Linked DNA regions of Mus musculus: region 1 is linked to region 2. A link is a contact called in ENCODE Hi-C or POLR2A ChIA-PET data. All regions are on one chromosome and are shown on one strand. The core of a region is the stretch at or near the end of the contact, and the rest is flanking DNA. Distances in the headings are between cores, read along the strand shown.

Evidence for each region. A loop is a pair of places that touch in the nucleus more often than their neighbours do. ChIA-PET counts read pairs that join two places held with the same protein, here RNA polymerase II (POLR2A).
Region 1: a loop to region 2 is called in a map of left cerebral cortex, with 1.9 times the contacts of the local background. The contact joins two enhancer-like sites. A Hi-C loop is called at or near these places in 1 of 37 maps with a recorded cell type or tissue (left cerebral cortex). POLR2A ChIA-PET finds 5 or more read pairs at or near these places in 1 of 5 experiments (embryonic stem cell).

What each region holds. Positions count from the first base shown.
Region 1 is chr1:157,441,965-157,445,360 of GRCm38, reverse strand. No RefSeq gene overlaps it. Among named protein-coding and RNA genes, the nearest start is that of Cryzl2, 15 kb to the left of the region's middle. Within about 2 kb of position 1,756, at least 3 of the 3 ENCODE cell types and tissues checked have a DNase peak (open chromatin) inside an H3K27ac peak, as active enhancers do; they include left cerebral cortex, where a contact is called at or near this core.
Region 2 is chr1:157,166,024-157,168,944 of GRCm38, reverse strand. All of the region lies in intron 9 of Rasal2 (RAS protein activator like 2), which reads left to right. Among named protein-coding and RNA genes, the nearest start is that of Gm30694, 47 kb to the right of the region's middle. Within about 2 kb of position 1,539, at least 1 of the 3 ENCODE cell types and tissues checked has a DNase peak (open chromatin) inside an H3K27ac peak, as active enhancers do; it is left cerebral cortex, where a contact is called at or near this core.

The DNA of each region.
Region 1 (3,396 bases), core at 507-3,006, 280 kb before region 2:
AATAAATAAATCTTTTAAAAAAAAAAAAAAAAAGAAGAAGCCTGTTCTAGTGGGGATATTCGGTAATAACCCTTAGGGCACTTGGGAATCGCTAAAGGGTCAGGAGTAGTGGTGGGAGTCAGGTCCCCACATTTGGGAGCGCCTGCTGATGCAGGGTCAACGCTACCTCGGAACACTAGCAAACAAGTCTGCAGGACTCCGCCTTGCCCTTTAACTGGACCTTTCCGGTTTCCTTCCTCCGTCCATATTCATCAGTTTTCCCTGAAACTCTTTCAAAACAGAGCTCTATTTTAAGGTCATCTTCACTGGGAAGGAAGCAAGAAGAACCTAGCATGTGACTGTCATGCTTGCTGGACTTACTTGCCTGCCCTCAAGTCCCAGCGTTCCTTGCAGCAGGTGATCTCTAAGGAAGGACAGGGACAGAGGGAGGCAGGGGGATACCAAGTCCCAAACCTGTTTTCTTCTAGGTTAGACAGATTCACACTTGTCTTATGAAGGCAAGACAGAGAGGAAAACGCAGAATCTTTTGGGTCCCTGCCCAGAACATATGCAAAATGTACAGAGAGGCCTTGTCTCCCCCGGGGGGGGGGGGGTAGCTGATGCTCAGGTCTTTCCTTTGGCCCATGTGTCCAAATGTAAAACCCCTAATCCAGCCTCCAGTCCTGAGCTACAGGTTGCTCAGAAGCAGGTGATAACAGTAAACTTTAATGACCAGCAGGCTCGCCGGGAAGCACAGCCGTTTAAGCCTTATTTAATTAAAGTCTAATTCTATGCTTGTTTGCCTAAAGACTGATATAAAAAAGCTCCCACTGCCAGCAGGTTTAATGGACTCCACCCCACGTCTATCCCACGGTAGCCTATACTCTATTCTCGTTTCCTAAAACGGAGAATAAGCCTTCAGATAACACCCGTTCCTCCACTCTGGCCCCTGGGACGGGAGGCTCACACCCAGTTTTCTTTCCATCAGAGCAAGGAAGAGTCTGTGTTGTGTGCAGGGCCTGGAGCCTCTGGTCACAAAAATAAACCACTGGAGCGCACGGACTTTCCTTTCCTGACAGTGAGCTTAGTCAGGAAGAGGCACTTGCACAAGATATTTTCCCCATGTTTTTCAAAAGGCATTCAAGGGAGAAACAAAGGGGTGGAAAGAAGGCTTCTTAGCCCATCCTCTTTATTCCCCAAAACAGGCTCCAGGGAAGCCATCCCTACCCCTATCCTTATAGCTCCCTCTTCGGTGTGCACCCACCCCTTCCCACCCCAACATCCTTCCAGATTCCTTTTGCACACTGCTCCACTGAGACTTAAACGAACCACCGTCTCTCTGATTGTTGGGCTCATAACTGAAACTTCCCACACAGCAATATGAAGAGACGTATGATTCAAGCCTCTCCGTTCCAGAAATATTATTAGTCTCGAAAAAAAAAAAAAAAAAAAAAAAAAACAACAGGGGCCTGCTCTATGTCTGTCACCTGAAATAAACTCCCAGTTTCTTCCTCTGCTTCCCAGATGCTCGATTCTAAAGATTATTCAAGCTTCTTTTACCACCCCCAGGTTCCCTACCCCAACAGTTCTAGAGAGAGGGAGGAGGAAGGTGAAGCCCTCAGACGTTGGCCCCAGGAAGGCGGGGCGGGGCTGGACGGGACAGGGGGATGAGGGTGGGGGATAGTGTTGGGATGGGGGAGATGTGGTCACAGGGAGCGAAAATGCGCTGGCTTAACCTCTGAGACTCCCTAGAGACTCCAGTTTGTGTCTCTTTGCGGAGCTCAGAACAGCCTGTATGTTCTCGTCTCCCTGTTGTGTGCCAGGCGCTTCCCCAGTGAGATATCTCCAGTAGAAGCTTTTCCTGTGAGGGGTGGGGAGCTTTTGTTCTCTTCGAAATCTGGTGCAGCTAATTAAAAGCATTGTCCTGGGAGGCGGGAAGTGGAGGGCTTCCAGGGACCCGTGTTTTTTACCGGGGAAGAGTGGCTGCTGTGTGCTATTGAGATGTTCTTGATCTCTTGGCCCTGCTGGGCCAGCCACTTCAGGGGGAGATTTTGATAAAGCCCAGTAAAGTAAAAATAGACTCGTGTAGCAACGGCTCTCCTTTTCTTCCTTTAGCATGTGTTCTGAGAGGTGCTGGGTTGCAATTACAAACCATTTCAGAGAAAGGCCCTCCAATAGTTGGGCTTTTGACTCCTATTGACCCGGAGCATTTTGGAGGTCATGGGACCAGCTGCTTTATTCTGTTTCACCCATTTCCTGACCAATTGCATGCAGGCATGTTGCTGAAGTAAAATTTCTAGCAACGTTTAGCTATTGGTTGACAGTGTAGAAGTAGTTACACCGCTCTTGGTTATTGATTTTAAAGACATACGTGGTTGGAGCTGTAGAAATGGCTCAGCAGCAAGCTCATAACCATCTGTAACTCAAATTCCAGGAGGTCAGCCTCTCTCTTCTGACCTCCAAAGGCACCAGCAATACATGTGGTACACAGACATCCGTGCAGGCAAATACTCATACACGTGAACTAAAATAACAATAAAAATAAATAAATTAGAGCCGGGCAGTGGTGGTGCACGCCTTTAATCCCAGCACTTGGGAGGCAGAGGCAGGTGGATTTCTGAGTTCGAGGCCAGCCTGGTCTACAGAGTGAGTTCCAGGACAGCCAGGGCTATACAGAGAAACCCTGTCTTGAAAAACAAAACAAAAACAAAAATAAATAAATAAATAAATCAGGAATGTGGTATTATAGAATACAGCATTATACAAGTCTTAAAATATTATATAATCTAGGATAGTCCCCACAGAGGCAAACACGGTTAGGACCAAAGTTTGATGAGGCAGCTTGCACTCATTTGAGGAGTGTCACTCCTCTGGTTTGTACTCTCTAGAGTCAAGAAACTTCATTCATTCAGCAAATGCTACAAATATTTACTGGGCGTGAACTATATGCCTGGCAGTGTTCTAGATGCCTGGTATGTAGATCTGAATAAGACAAATACAGAGCATATGGTGCCTGTGGCCAGGGAAAATGAATAATAAACAATGTTCAATAAGTAGATTATAAAGCATATTATGCAGTGATAAGGGCCTGGAGTTGGGGAGTAGATTAAAGTAAGGCCACCTGGGAGAGTTATGATGCGATTGGACAGAGATGTGGTGGGAGAGAGAGCGTTAGCTTGCGGTTCCTGGAGAAAAACTTGAAAGAAAGAAAGAAAGAAAGAAAGAAAGAAAGAAAGAAAGAAAGAAAGAAAGAAAGAAGGAAAGAAAGGAAAGGAAGGAAAGGAAGGAAGGGAGGGAGGGAGGAAGGAAAAAAGAGAAAGAAAGAAAAGAGAGAGAGAGAACAGAAAAAAACGAGAAACTGCCAAGGACCTGAGATGAGAATATTCCTACAGGGGGCCTCTGTGAATGCAGTAGTGC
Region 2 (2,921 bases), core at 290-2,789:
GAAGCTGAAGATACAGCTCAGTGGTAGCACATTTTTTAGTATTCATGTCGCCCTAGATTTAGTCCCCAAGACTACCTTTTCTATTCTTATATTATTATTTATTTATATTTGTGTGTATGTGTGTGAGAAAGAAGCAGAGACAGAGAAAGAACAAATCCAACTTGTAGTTGATTCTCTCCTTCCACCTTGTGGGTGCCAGGGATCCAGCTAAAACCCATCAGGCATTGTAGCAAGTACCTTTGCCCATGGAGCCATTCTGCTAGCCCAAGACCACCTCTGACAAAAAATTCAAATGGTAAGATAAAGTAGTTGTTAAATTGTTTCTCAAGTTAAATATTACTTGTGGTGCTTCAGATCCTTGAATCAAGCGGAAGGAAGCCAGACAGTGGTAGCACATGCCTTTAGTCCCAGCACTTGGGAGGCAGAGGCAGGTGGATCTGTATAAGTTTGAGGCCAAACAAGTCTACAGAGCCAGTTCCAGGACAGCCAGGACTACACAGAGAAACCCTGTCTTGAAAAATGAAAAATTTTTTAAAAGGAAGGAATCATAAGTGGTAAAAAGTAATGGCTGACTGTCAGGTCAGGAGGTCGGGCTGTGTTTCCATGCAGCACACCTGCTGTAGGACAATTCCTAATCTGAGCAAGAGGTTTGCTTTTTCACTTCTGTTATCTTGAAATCTACTCAATTGTTGTTTTCAGAGCTAATCGGGATTATGAGGAAAAACAGTTGGTTTTTCGCTATATTAGAAAAGATGCTATTAATCTCACTTACATGGGTGCTTGCTATAACTGTCAATTATGTGTCAGGGTTTGCTTTAATGATTTATGTTATCCAATAAAAGGTAACAGTGAAGCATCTCTAACAGTATTCTCTATCCTGTGAATGTGAAGGTGAGAATATTGATATTATAAGATCTATTTTGCTTAAAGGGATTTCTGAATTAAATGTCCAAAGTGATAAATGAATACCAAGTCCTTTGATACAATAATAAATAATTAAATATCTAATGAGCTTACCAAGGCATGAAAATTATTTCATTGAGCATGGGGAACAATTCAGCCAACGGTCCAAAGAGCTCTTCTAATATTCTGTAACCTAACAACATGGGCTAGGTTAAAGAAAATGGTTGCAGCTTCCAAGAACATGAAAACAACTCATGAGAGCCTCCGTACTGAGATTGGATTGTCATCTTCTTAATGAAGTTTTGTTGTATGTCATACACTTTAAGCAAAAAAGAGGTGCTATTTCTAAACTCTTTGAACTTTTTGATTTTAGAAACTGCCAATCAGGCCTGGGGATTGTTGTTCATTGGTAGTTTAATATCTATCCATCCTCAAAGAAAGTTCCCTGTCATAATGTATAGTATCATTTAGCTTTGTAGGCTGTCTTGATCTTAAAGCATACTCTCTACTGAGAAAAACTCAGCTTTATTTAGACTTAAGTCTTCCATCTGTTCGCTCCCTTTACCTGACTGATTTAAGTCAACGTTTTAGTGTCTTGTGACACAGAAGAAATGTCATCTTCGAAACATAAATCTCTCAGAAGGTGTAATTTCCATGCTGGTGTTAGAGGCAAATGCCTTTCAGCAGTAATAAGCCAACCCCTGTTGACTCACAGCTACACATGAAATGTTGATGATAGTAACAATGTGGTGATTTGCATAGAAAACACATAATAGAGCTGAGCATGGTGGTACATGTTTGTATTTCTATCAGTTTCAAGGTAAAGGCATGACTGCTTAACAAGTTTGTAGTCAGCCTGCTGTACATGAGATCTTTCCCAAAAAGGGGAAAGGGGTGGGTTGGAGTGATGGCTCAGGGGTTGAGTGCTTATTGTTCTTGCAGAGAGCCCACAATGGGTCCCCAGCGCCCACATGGGGGCTCACAACCATTCACAAATCCAATAGCAGTGAATTTGATGTCACCTTCTGATCTCCACTGACACCAGGCACTTGGGCAGTACACATACAGATATATACACATAAAATAAAACTAATTTTTTTTAATTTAAAAAGTGTTTTCAAAGAAGGGGTTGGAGAGATGGCTAAGCATTTAAGTGAGCTTGCTTGCTGCATAACCATGAGGACTGCAGTTGTATAACAGCAGCCACATAATAGCAAGGAATCCACAAACACCATAACTCCAGGTCCCAGGAATCTGACACTCTGTGCCCTCCATGTGCTTATATTCATGCAATTACAGATGAATAAATTTTTTTTTTTTTTTTTTTTTTTTACAATTCAAAGAAGAAAATCTGATAAAACAGTCTGGATACATACTAGCTAAATATTTAAACTCAGTAATTGCCACCTTGTACCTTTTATTCGTTTCAGATGCAAAGCAGCAAACTCAATTTTCAAAGAAGGACCTTTTTAGATGCAAACCTATTTTTAAAAAGATCCATCTTTGTTTGAGTGTACTACATGTTATTGGATATAAGTTGTAATTGCAAAAAGGAGAACAATTTTCTGAATTTTAATAATTTTTTAAGGCATCACATCTTTTGAGGCCCTATAGTGCTGGTACTACAAACAGTTTGTGCCTGGACCCTGAGTAATTTATTGGGCTATTTACTTGAAGAATGAAAGAAAAATAGTATTTATATTATTCATATTTCCCTACTTGTGACACAAATGAACACCCTTAACAGAATATTAGGTTTCCAGTTTGACCAATTGTTACCAAATATTTGAAGCTAATACTTTTAAGTTTACATTTATGTACCTTTAAATGAAACAGATTGTGTGGAAACATGGAATGGATATAATCTTCTAGGAAATGTTAACATTTTCTAAACATTACCAGTTTAGCGATTTTTGCATTATTAAAAACTATCTTAAAGTAGCATATTTGGTACCTAATAGTGCTTTCTATAGGGAGCCCAAAAAAGTGCCAAAACTCTACATTGGGGGTGGTGTTCC